Regions from separate parts of the Homo sapiens genome. Here regions 1, 2 and 4 are each linked to region 3. The links are chromatin contacts, found by Hi-C or POLR2A ChIA-PET in ENCODE. All regions are on one chromosome and are shown on one strand. Each heading gives the region's core, a stretch centred on a gene start or an enhancer-like site at or near the end of the contact. The rest is flanking DNA. Distances are from core to core; before and after follow the strand shown. Region 1 holds the start of OR1F1 (olfactory receptor family 1 subfamily F member 1). Region 2 overlaps ADCY9 (adenylate cyclase 9). Region 3 holds the start of NLRC3 (NLR family CARD domain containing 3). Region 4 overlaps CREBBP (CREB binding lysine acetyltransferase).

The links. Hi-C counts contacts between places; a loop is a spot of excess contacts on that map. ChIA-PET counts read pairs that join two places held with the same protein, here RNA polymerase II (POLR2A). Pooled maps may share reads with other maps.
Region 1: a map with no recorded cell type shows a loop between it and region 3 (4-fold over the local background). The contact joins the promoter of OR1F1 here to the promoter of NLRC3 in region 3. A Hi-C loop is called at or near these places in 4 of 37 single-sample maps with no recorded cell type and 2 of 50 pooled maps.
Region 2: a pooled map shows a loop between it and region 3 (2.0-fold over the local background). The contact joins the enhancer-like site here to the promoter of NLRC3 in region 3. A Hi-C loop is called at or near these places in 1 of 50 pooled maps. POLR2A ChIA-PET finds 5 or more read pairs at or near these places in 2 of 52 experiments (AG04450 and activated CD8-positive, alpha-beta memory T cell).
Region 4: a loop to region 3 is called in a pooled map, with 4 times the contacts of the local background. The contact joins the enhancer-like site here to the promoter of NLRC3 in region 3. A Hi-C loop is called at or near these places in 4 of 37 single-sample maps with no recorded cell type and 3 of 50 pooled maps. POLR2A ChIA-PET finds 5 or more read pairs at or near these places in 1 of 52 experiments (activated naive CD4-positive, alpha-beta T cell).

What each region holds. Positions count from the first base shown.
Region 1 is chr16:3,186,619-3,189,630 of GRCh38, forward strand. OR1F1 (olfactory receptor family 1 subfamily F member 1) reads left to right here and starts at 1,586. Exons shown (of 4, transcript NM_001370640.6): 1 at 1,586-1,861. TRP-TGG3-5 (tRNA-Pro (anticodon TGG) 3-5) reads left to right here and starts at 1,476; the gene lies at 1,476-1,547. RefSeq lists a silencer at 2,985-3,012.
Region 2 is chr16:3,960,109-3,963,170 of GRCh38, forward strand. It overlaps ADCY9 (adenylate cyclase 9), which reads right to left. Exons shown (of 11, transcript NM_001116.4): 11 at 2,545-3,062. Among named protein-coding and RNA genes, the nearest start is that of TRIDDENT, 11 kb to the left of the region's middle. RefSeq lists an enhancer at 1,436-1,935. Within about 2 kb of position 1,509, at least 18 of the 41 ENCODE cell types and tissues checked have a DNase peak (open chromatin) inside an H3K27ac peak, as active enhancers do.
Region 3 is chr16:3,576,042-3,578,806 of GRCh38, forward strand. NLRC3 (NLR family CARD domain containing 3) reads right to left here and starts at 1,362. Exons shown (of 20, transcript NM_178844.4): 1 at 1,108-1,362. It overlaps LOC105371060 (a long non-coding RNA gene), which reads left to right and starts at 1,462. Exons shown (of 2, transcript XR_001752061.3): 1 at 1,462-2,765. RefSeq lists enhancers at 2,446-2,495, 2,526-2,705.
Region 4 is chr16:3,860,382-3,863,412 of GRCh38, forward strand. All of the region lies in intron 1 of CREBBP (CREB binding lysine acetyltransferase), which reads right to left. Among named protein-coding and RNA genes, the nearest start is that of CREBBP, 19 kb to the right of the region's middle. Within about 2 kb of position 1,598, at least 8 of the 41 ENCODE cell types and tissues checked have a DNase peak (open chromatin) inside an H3K27ac peak, as active enhancers do.

The sequences.
Region 1 (3,012 bases), core at 336-2,835, 390 kb before region 3:
CACACGCCTGTAATCCCAACTACTTGGGAGGCTGAGGCAGGAGAATCTCTTGAACCCAGGAGGCAGAGGTTGCGGTGAGCCAAGATCACCCCATTGCACTCCAGCCCGGGGAAAAAGAGCAAAACTCCGTCTCAAAAAAAGAAAGAAAGAAAACAGCATGAGTTAGTTCATGGAAACCAGCAGAGTCTAGTCCCTATTCAGTAACTGACGAGAATGAGCAGTTGGACTCTATTCTGTTTCCTTTTTTTTTTTCTTTCTTTCTTTTTTTTTAGACAGGGTCTCACCCTGTCAGGCTGAAGGGCAGTGGCGCAGTCTGGGCTCACTCTAAACTCCATCTCCCGGGTTCAAGCGATTCTCGTGCCTCAGCTTCCTGAGTAGCTGGGACTACAGGCACGCGCCACCATACCAGGCTGATTTTTGTATTTTTAGTAGAGACAGCGGTCTGGCATGTTGGCCAGGCTGGTTTCGCATTCCTGGCTTCAAGTGATCACCCGCCTTGGCCTCCCAAAGTGCTGGGAATACCGGCGGGAGGTACCGCGCCCAGCCTCCTTCACTTTTCTGTGACTTCCAGAGCAGACAATACATAAGACACCGGGAGAGATGCCTGCAGGTGAGTAGACAGGGTTCTCCTTGGCTTCCTTTGAGTCTCAAGGAAGTCACTGAAGCAGCGGGCCCAGCTGCCTTTTACGCCTCACGCCAGCCTCCAGACACACCCATTGCACCATGTACTGCTACTTGGCAAACTTTGTCACGGAAATCCAATGTTTCCAGTTTCTGGGTCCCGAAACTCTTCCCATGCAAGCTCTAGGACAATCTCTTTTTCTCCAGTCTCCACTTCAAGGCTCAGTTGTTTTCCACCTATGGCCCTTAGGGCCAGCCCGAGGCTACACTTGCCAGCCAGAGAGGCTGCGGCAAGCAGCGTTTATGCTCCATAGTCCCAGGTGAGGAAGACGAAGCCTTTTTTGTCATAGATCTTCATTTCTTTTCTTAAATGTCTTTTAAAAATATGCCTATGTAATTTTTTAAAGGATTCGAAATCTATGTAGCCCAGTAATAAGCCCTTAGTTTGTAACTTCGATTGTATTTTCTTTGGATTATCATTTGCCGTTTTAAAACCTTGGATAAAATCTGTGTATTTCCTTTATGATTTCTGACATCTCTATCCTGCCTGGAAATCCTTTTACCTTAGTAATAGGCAAATGCACCTATATATCATACCAGCACGACATTGAAACCACCAGCTCATAACCTCAGCGGGTAACCTTGTTGGTTTACCCAGCAGGAGTAAAGCCTGCCTCGGAAATCTGAGGGTGGCCGCGAACCCACAAGTCAAGATTCGCAGGTGCGCGCGCTAAGGACTGAGCTATTGGGGCGATGGAGAGAGTCTCGCTCTGCGTCAGGGACGGAAGGACGTGTCCCCCACCAGAAAAAGGAAAAAAAAAAAAAAAAAAAGAAAAAAGAAAAAAGGAAGCGGCGGCTCGTTGGTCTAGGGGTATGATTCTCGCTTTGGGTGCGAGAGGTCCCGGGTTCAAATCCCGGACGAGCCCCCTTTTCCTTCTCTTTTTTCCCATTTCGCATTTTCAGCAAGGACAGGAGACTAGGAAGGCGGAGGGAGGCTGCTATTGGCAGGGCCTCAGTGGAGACCTCCCGGGGTCCCGGGACGCAGACGGACGGGCCTGAATCGCTCGCCTTGGTGAAATGGGATCCAGCGCTGCCAACTGCGGCAACTGCGGTTAAAGGAGACGACCCCGTGCAGCAGGAGGAGGTTATTTAGAATAAGGAAGAATGCGCCGGGCTCATTGGTCGCTACAGGGGCATAAATTTTTTCTAGGATTCCAGAGTATGGCTGCTCCAGTCCCAGGTGAGCCCTCCTCCGCTTAAAATTCCAGTTTATTCGGAGAAGGGGAGAATACCGGAAGCGGGGGAGAAGGGAGGGGAGTGAGTGAGAGGAGGGAGGCGGGGAAGACCGGGCATCCGCGGGCAGCACTTCAGTCGGCCCTGGCGGGGTGGGGGTCTCGGCCCTTGTCCCCACCCCCAGACCCCGGGGCCTTCCCACTGAGAGCGAGGGAATTCGCGGCTTTGATCTGGAGGGGACAGGGAGCCCCTTTTAGCCCAGATCTGCTGGATTCTCGGGAGTCAGGTGAAATCTGGATACAGGGAAGGGCAGAGTGACAGTAAAGGGTGCCCCGGAACCGATGCCCGACGCCTGCTGCCCCACGGCCTTCATTCTTGCTCCTCCTCACGTCCTGGGGACTGGAGGTCCCGCCAGCTCCCCCCAGTGAAGGGCAAGGGGGCGCATCGCAGAATCGCCCCTGGTGCGCAGCGTAGTTGGTGGCCTAAGCCGTCTTCTCCGAGAGCTCAGCCATCCTGGGCACTTGAGGCCAGGCAGGCGCTGCGGGGCTGGTTCAGTCGATGGAGAAAAGAGACTCTCAGCGTCAGCCTTTAGGGTTCGAGGCCCACGTGGGAAACTCGCTTTCTGGGTTTTGGCTTCCCTGGGGAGAAGGGAGGACCGGAGCCGGAGAAGCGTGAGGTGCGGCGAGGTAGGGTGCCTGGTAGCTGGTGTCTCGTGCACTCCGTCAGGCCTTTATTGAACACCCATTGGTGCCACGCTGAGGGACTGCAGCGTTTCCAAGGCGAGCTTGCAGTGATCGAGGCTCGCAGACCCTCAGCGCAGCCGCTGCCTGCTATTGGGAGGTTCCCATGTCCTGCGGAAGCTGGAGCTCCTCACTGCGCGCCTCGGAGACGCCGAATCCCCAACTCAAGGCCGAGTGGCGGTGGCGGGCGAGGACCCAGGGCCCTTCTGGATTGTGGTAGCGCCAGGGCTGCTCCCCATTTTGTGCGTCGCGGAGGAGGGGCCGGGGCTCTGGGCTTCCGCCACACCCATCCTCACTTGAAATTGCCCCTTCCAGGCGGGTCTGAAATAAGATTCTACTCACTGGGTCCTGCTGGGTCCGCCCCAGCCGCCCCCAGGATGCTAGGACGCCCACAAAGATAACCTTAATGCGTAAATCG
Region 2 (3,062 bases), core at 259-2,758, 380 kb after region 3:
AGAAACGCTAGGAAACCTCATCTGCAGAGAGTTGGAATGAAAAGTCATCTCTCCTCTGGTTACCGTGGATCAGGGGCACTCTATTTGCATTCGTGGACTCCTGAAATTATATATAAAATCAAAAGATTTGGCCGGGCACGGTGGCTCACTTCTGTAATCCCAGCACTTAGGGAGGCTGAGGCAAGTGGATCACCTGAGGTCTGGAGTTTGAGACCAGCCTGGCCAACGTGGTGAAACTCTGTCTCTACTAAAAATACAAAAGTTAGCCAGGCATGGTGGCACGAGCACCTGTAATCCCAGCTACTCAGGTAACTGAGGCAGAAGAATCACTTGAACCTGGGAGGCGGAGGTTGCAGTGAGCTGAGATCGCACCACTGCACTCCAGCCTGGGCGAGAGAGCCAGACTCTGTCTCAAAAAAACCAAGCAACGAAACAACAACAACAAAAAATCAAAAGTTGTTTTTATGTGCATTTTTTCTGGACAAAGTAACCATAACCTTCATCAAACTATCAAAGCCTTTGCGAGCCAAACCTGTCCCCACCCCGGAAAAAAAACAATGAAGAATCCCCGCTGTTGACTGAGACTCTAACAGGCACGCGGATTACTTAACTCACATCTCCTTCAGACTTTCAGGGCCAGCAGGGATACGAGAATTCCCTAAGCTTAAATTACTCTAATATTCATTAACAACTCTTTAGAGTCATGATATTTAAAAAAACAATTTTTAAAAAGGAACTGTATAAAAATAGACACTTGGGAAGATTTTAAATGTACATGTCCATTGCGTGCAAGTGTGTACTTTTTCTTAATCGCTTCCTCTTGGCTTTCTCCGGTTAGTTTCACTTTCCCAGTACGCGGGATCTATTCCAGGTGGCCACAGCCATAGATTCCCACAGTGGGGGAAAAGCAACCATGTGAACAAGATTTCAGATGAAAGAGAAACCACAAATGATCAGTTCTGGGGCTGATTGCAAAAATTAGAGGCTGCCTTTCTTGGCTGTTTGAGAAATCCTCTAAGTCACTGGGTGCCCTTTCTAGTAGAAAGACCCACGTTCTGGCTGGGCGCGGTGGCTCATGCCTGTAATCCCAGCACTTTGGGAGGCTGAGGAGGACGGATCACTTGAACCCAGGAGTTCGAGAACAGCCTGGCCAACATGGCAAGACCCCGTCTCTGCAAAAAAATACAAAAATTAGCTGGGCATGGTGTTGCGCACCTGTAGTCCCAGCTACTCAGGAGGCTGAGGTGGGAGGATCACCTGAGTCAGGGCAGGTCAAGGCTGCAGTGAGCCCTGATGGTCACTGCACTCCAGCCTGGGTGACAAAATGAGACCCTGTCTCCAAAAAAAAAAAAACCGAACAAAACCTCCATTCTTACAAGACCCTCAAGGCAGCAAGGACGGGTTATTCCCTAAGCTGGAAAGGTGACCAGGGAGGCCTGCAGTGGCGACTCGGGAGGAGAGTGACCTCATCAAACAGCAACCTCATTGGCCCCGGGCTCCAGCAGAGAATCAGCTGGAGGCTGCACCCCCGCAAGTCCATGAGCAACCACCAGAAGCCATGAATTCAGCTCCCTTTGTGGAGTCTACAAAAGAATCTTTGTGCCCTGAAGTTGGTCATAAATACTTAACTTACCAGGCCGGGCACAGTGGCTCATGCCTGTAATCCCAGCACTTCGGGAGGCTGAGGCGCACGGATCACTTGAGGCCAGGAGTTCGAGACCAGTCTGGCCAACATGGTGAAACCCTGTCTCTACTAAAAATATGAAAATTACCCGGGTGTGGTGGTATATGCCTGTAATCCCAGCTGCTAGGGAGGCTGAGGCACGAGAATTGATTGAACCCAGGAGGCAGAGGTTGCAGTGAGCTGAGATCGCACCACGGCACTCCAGCCTGGGTGACAGAGTGAGACTCTGTCTAAATAAATAAAAATTAAAAAAAAAATAACTCATCAGGAAAACCCCTACAGGGGAAGGGGCTCTAACCCCTGGAAGATCCATAGTTTGGCCTCAGATGCGGGAGTGTGGTGAACTCCCAAGAAGTGTAGAAAATGGCATGTGTGTTTTTCTGGGAAGAGGCTCTATGACTTTAAACAGATTCTGAAGGGGCTTTGTGACTTCCTCAAAACACCTGGGACCCCAGTGATCTGTGTACCTGCAATCACTCTTTCCTTTTCAGAAAACCTACTTTTTCCCCCTCAATTCCTTCTCTAAGGATGTTGCAGAAAACTATTTAGGAGGCCTGACAGGGAAAATCTCACAAGCAAAACTTGTCCTGCAACCTTACTTTTATTGTTTAAAAAATTCTGTGTAAAAATAAATACTTTTCAACTCAAGTTAACTGGAGCAAATAGATCCAATTAAAAAAATAACATAAACACAAACAGGGTTTTCTACTTGCCCTGTTTCTGAAGTCATGACGTGAAAGAAAGGCAAACCCACCCAGGTGAGCCACAGATCGCAGAAAACACGAGCTGTCCAAGGAAGACCGCCCTCCTCTCTGAAGCAGTGCTCATCTTTTCAATAAGAAAACACCAGGCATCATATATTTAAATTTTAGAATATTTTAATGTCCATTTCTTCAGTGAATGCATTTTGAAATTATTAGAATTAACAATTTAAAAAGAGCAGATAAAAGGATATATGGAAAATGCAAACAGTCGGTTCTTGCTAATTCAATTTCAGATTCTAGGCATGATGTGATTTTCCAAACAACCAATTAAAAAAAACTCCTTACCTCGAAAATCTAGAAATTCAAATGCAGACGTGTCTTTGGAAACTACAAATGATTACAGCCCATGTGACAGGAAGCACGCGGCCTTCGGCTCTCCGGATCGTGTGCAAATGTGCAGGGGGAGCCCCCGCGGGTGACGTCAGTGTGGATGAAGTCACGGGTGTGGCAGAGCCTGTGGGGCTCTCAAGCTATTCGAGGGTTTTGTAACTGATGCTCTACATTTGTTTGCATTGGATAAAATTGTGTGTGCTTGTTTACCATATATATATATATATATATATATATATATATATATATATATATATGGATATATAATTCGATCTGAGCTGGGA
Region 3 (2,765 bases), core at 112-2,611:
ACCCCTGGAGTCCAAGGGGTGGAGAGGCCCAGCCCTGGGGAGCCCAGCACCCTGGGACAGAAGAAGAGGGGTGCAGCCTGCAGCCTGTGATGGCCAACAGTGAGCCCCAGGCTCAGGGTCACCTCCAGGGAGGGGTCCAGAAAAACACCAGGGCCTCTGGAGCCTGGCCATAGGGGAAGACCCTGCAGCCAACACCCAGGCTGGCCCAGGGCAGTGGCACTTCTTCCGAGAAGGCCTCTGCGGTTGCCGTCTCTCTCGACCCTTGTCTCACCCAAGGCTGTGGGCAGGAGAGGCCCTGGGGCTGCCCACTCGCCTGGGGGCGGCGCCTGCACCCTCCCTGCCCCTCATGACCTCGCCCCTCCTGTGCTGTCACCTCCATCTACAGGTGGGGTGCTGAGGCCCAGAGAAGTAGCCTCCCATGGGGGGTCCCAGTGCCAGGAAGGGTGCCCAGGTCTGCCGATTCCCCAGGCCGTGGCTCAGCATCACCACTGCCTGCCCGCAGCACCTTCAAGATGCTTCCTGCTTCTCCTGGGCCATCACTGGTACCTGGGGGAGCTGGGTTTTGTCCCTGGGACCTGTCCTGGGCCATTCTTAGTTACCTGTTTTTTCTTTTCTTTTTTGTTTTGTTTTGTTTTGTTTTGGAGACAGTCTCGCTTTGTCACCCAGGATTGAGTGCAGTGGCTCGATCTCGGCTCACTGCAACCTACGCCTCCCGGGTTCAAGCGGTTCTCCTGCCTCAGCCTCCCGACTAGCTGGGTGGGATTACAGGCGTCTGCCAACATGCCTGGCTAATTTATTTTTTATTTTTAGTAGAGATGGGGTTTCACCATGTTGGCCAGGCTAGTCTCAAAGTCCTGACCTCAAGTGATCCGCCCACCTTGGCCTCCCAAAGTGTTGGGATTACAGGCGTGAGCCACCGTGCCTGGCCACATCTCTTTTTTCTACAGCATGAGCCAGTCCTGCCCCAGGAGACAGCTTCTTGGAGTCTCGTGGAGTCTCCCCAGTCCCCCTCCCCAGAGTAGCTCAGGCCTTAAGGCCACTGTCCTTCCTGCCAGCATCCCTTCTCCCTCCCCTGCCCTGCACTGAGGTCACCTGGACCCAACTTACCTCCCGGGCCTCGATGCTGCTCCAGGGACAGCAAGACTGGGGGGCCTGGGGGCGTCCATCTCCATGCTCCTGGGCTCAGCCCTGCTCCAGCTGCGTGGTGGTAGATGCCCTGGGAATCCCTGTGCCAGCCTGAGTTCTCAGGACCAGGGATCAGGGCACTTACCACGCCAACCAACCAACCGTGTGGGGGCCGAGAGCAGTGCAGCCCCGACCTTCTGCAGCCCCACCGAGCCCACCGGCTGTCCCTGTGGCTCCGGGTCCTCACCTCTTCCTGTGCTGGGCTCCACCTCATTCTTCCTTCCTGTCTGATTTCAACAGCCAACAGCCTCGCAGACACATCGAGGAGCCGGGGCACCCTGGCTTGGTCACCGCCCCCGTGCAAGTTAAGTGCGGGGGCGATGCTGGGGGTCTTGACTCTGGGATTAAGTGTCCCTGCAGGTGGCATGCTCAGGATAAAGTGGCTGGTGCCAAGGCTGTTGACACATCACCTCCATCCCGCCACAAAGGAAGCTGCCCCGCCATCAACAAATGCTTGTTTTCAGGCGGGTGGTCAGGAAATCAAGTGAGCAGCCTGAGGTCACGCAACTAGAGGGTGACCCCAGCAGGACTGGACTGTGCCCTGCCACCTCCAGGCCACCCCTGTGGCTCTCCTTATTTATTTATTTAATTTATTTATTTGAGACAGAGTCTCGCTCTGTTGCCCAGGCTGGAGTGCAATGGCACGATCTCGGCTCACTGCAACCTCCCCCTCCCAGGTTCAAGAGATTCTCCTGCCTCAGCCTCCTGAGTAGCTGGGATTACGGGCATGCGCCACCATGCCCCGCTAATTTTTGTATTTTTAGCAGAGGAGGGGCTTTGCCATGTTGGCCAGGCTGGTCTTGAACGCCTGACCTCAGGTGATCCACCCACCTTGGCTTCCCAAAGGGGTGGGATTACAGGCGTGAGCCACTGCGCCCAGCCTATTTATTTTTTGAGACAGGATCTTGCTCTGTCACCCAGACTGGAGTGCAGTGGTGTGATCTCGGCTCACTGTAGCCTCTACCTCCTGGGGCTCAAGTGATCCTCCTGCCTTGGCCTCCCAAAACACGGAGATAACAGGTGTGAGCCACTGTGCTCCCTCTTTTAACACCTCTTGCTTTCTTTTCTCTCTGTCACCCAGTAGGCACCTCTGACTCAGCTGTGCCCCATAACATCTTCCTGTGAGCAAAGGGCTCCCCAGAGGCAGGTCACCTGTACCCTAAGAGGAAACAGCAGAATGTTGCCGTCCGCGGCAGGAGATCGCACTCGGCCCCTGGAAGTGGACCTCAGTGGGTGGCCTGCCCTGACAGGGAAGGGCGTGAGGGGGAAGGACATGGCCCAGAGCAAGCCACATGAGAAAAATTACAATAAAGTATGGGACATCCGCTGGGGACAGGGAGCAAGCAACATGGGGCCACTGAGGGAAGGAGGTGACAAGGTGGGAGCCAAGGGACAGGGGTCCTGGGGTCTGAATTTTCCTCAGCAAGCAAGTGGGAGCCAGCAATGGTTGTAGAGCAGGAGAGTAGTGGGTCTGGACTCATAGAGCAGCTTGTGGCTCAGGGGAGGTAGGAGGGTTAGCTGGTTCCCCAGAGCCTGTGTGGGTGATGGGGGGGAGGGAACTGAGGCAGCAGACCAGAAGT
Region 4 (3,031 bases), core at 348-2,847, 280 kb after region 3:
GGAGTGCAGTGGCCATTCACAAGTGTGATCATGGCTCACTGTAGCCTCAAACTCCTAAACTCCTGGACTCAAGCAATCCTCCTGCCTCAGCCTCCCAAGTAGCCAAGACTGCTGGCATGTGCCACTGTGGCTCCAAAAAGAATTTTTAATTTCTAAGTTAACGGACACAGGAAGAGGTAATGCACATGTTAATTGGCTCAATTTAGCCAATCCACAATGTATAGATATTTCAAAACATCATGTTGTATATGATAAATACATACAATTTTTATTTGTTAATTAAAACAAAATTTGAAGGAAAAAAACTACATACAAAAAACTTGATCCAGCAAGGGCAAAGCATCCTGGAAAAGTTCACTCCTAGAGATGAGGAATCTAGAGAGTGGTGGAAGGATTCACAGTGTTGTTATTATTATTGTTAAATGACCTGGAGGCCACACTACGCTCTCGGTGTGTTTACTGATCTATTACTAATTAGACACTACGGACACAGGAAGTGCAGTCTGGTGTAGTGAGAAGAGTACTCAACCAAGCCCTGGTTCAGATCACAGCTGTCACCACAGCTACTGCCTCCCTGTGTACCCCTCCTTAGCTCTAAAATGGAAGGACAGCTGGGTGCAGTGGCTCATGCCTGTAATCCCAGCACTTTGGGAGGCAGACAGGTGGGTCACCTATGGTCAGGAGTTCGAAACCAGCCTAGCCAACATGGTGAAACCCTGTCTCTACTAAAAATACTGAAAATTACAAAAAATTAGCTGGGCGTGGTGGCAGGTGCCTATAACCCCAGCTACTCGGGAAGCTGAGGCAGGAGAATCACTGGGAGGTTGCAGTGAGCCGAGATCGCGCCATTGCACTCCAGCCTGGGCAACAAGGGCAAAACTCTGTCCCAAAAAAATAAATAAATAAAATAAAATAAAGGACAGTAGCACCTGCTTCGCAGGATCGTTGATGAAAGAATTAAACCATACAGCATTTAGCACTGAGCTTGGCATGCAGTAAGGACTCAAAAAATATTAGTCATTACTATCACTGTCCCAATCCCATCTCCCAAGGCACCTATGAGGGCTGAACCAGCCAAAGCCTTTAAGAACCTGGCACTCCAGGGTTGGTACAGAGCAGGCGCTCAACAGCCGCCACTTATCAATGGTAGTGACTTGCTAATAAACTCATCCCTGCTGATCTGTGGCAATTCTAGTAGAATTAAAGGTTACTTTGCTTTGAAAGTTCTTGGGGATTATGCAAATAAATATAATGGAACAACTCTCTATACCAAAAAAAAAAAAAAAAAAGAAAGAGAAAAGCTGTTTTATTAATATTTATGCCATCGTAAGTAATTTTTATCTAGGCATTTAAACAAGTTCCCAAAAGACATCTAACTTTTTTTTTTTTTTTTACAATGACTATTAGGAAATAATTAAAGCAACCTCCTTCTAAAATCTTCCGTAATTCAGGCTTCTTTTATGCAGACACACCAATCCCTAATTAGAACAGAACAATGAGGTTGTACTTCATTCTGAACAGTGATCTTATCTTGAGTAAGTCTTGCCCCTCCTCAGAATCACTGATCTGCTGAAGAGCCAGAGAGCTCGGCCGGCAGCCCCCACCCTCTCCTCCCCAGGAGAAGGAAGCGAGTCACTGCTCAGGGGCCCTCACTCGGTGCAGGACCGGCTGGGTTTGAGATAGAATAGAAGTCGGCCTCCCCAGAGGACTGTACTCTAATTGAGGAAGACAGCCAATGGACACCAAGCCACAAACTTAAATTAACACGTATGTCATATTTTACAGCCAAGTGGAATAAGGCAGTGAACAAAAGTAGGAAAGGCTTCAAATAAGAGGCTCTGAGCAGAAGTTTAGAGGAAAAGGACACTGACAACTCCAAAGAGGCAGGGACAGAAGACAGCAAGACAGGCAGGCAGAGATGGCTGCTCTGCTGTGGGGAACTTCAAGGGAAAAGCTCCAAGATGGCAGGAGCCCCAGGGTAGGTACAAGTTCCATACGGTGGGAAGGGCCTCACTACGGTAGGCAGGCTTGCTCTGTCGCCCAGGCTGGAGTGCAGTGACACAATCTCGGGTTATTAAATTTGGGTTTAATAAACCGAATTGTCTTAAAACCCTCAACACAGCACTTACATTTATACTAGAGCTTAGAATTTGGGTTTTCTTGTTTTCCTGTCATATGCTGTGTTTTGTATGATGAACGATATTTAAGTGGACATTAACAACGACCTTCCCCAAGAAGTCCATTCTTCATATACGACATTCTAGTGGGGTTCTTCCTACTGTATCAGATCCACATACCTACCAAAGTGACGCCCTTCCCACTGTATCGAATTCGTACCTACCGAGGGGCTCCTGCCATCTTGAAGTTTTTCCCTTGAAGCTCCCCACGGCAGAGCAGCCAGCTTTGCCTGCCTGCCTTGCTGTCTTCCGTCCCTGCCTCTTTGGAACTGTCTTTTCTCAGTGTCCTTTCCCTCTGAAGTTCTGCTCAGAGTTTGCCTCTTATTTGAAAGCTAAATTACAGGACAAATATTCTTCATGTCACAGAAGGGTCCATCCAGGGGGACTCTTTTACACGGAAATGTGCTTAGTAAGTTCATTTAACATGGAAACATGATGAACTTCAAAGTTTGAATTAAGGGGAAATAAATCAAGCTATGGTATCAGGTTAAACTAACTGCAATAAAAATTACAGAACCTTAGAAACTGTAATGTGAATCAGAAGGGAAATACTGATTTATCAAAATGCACTTAATACAATATTCAAGAGTGCTACCTGGAAAAGGTAAAATCTACTTTTGCATAATTGATTATAAAATTTTAGCTTTTTTATTCATTCTCAAATGCACTTGATGGCTGTACTCTGTATCAGGTATCAAAAAACATCCTGCTTCGCTGAATGATTACTATTTACCTTCCATTTAAAAAACCCAAGCAAGACAGGGCCAGGCACAGTAGCTCATGCCTGTAATTCCAGTATTTTAGGAAGCCCAGGCAGGAAGATCACCTGAGGTCAGGAGATCAAGACCCGTCTG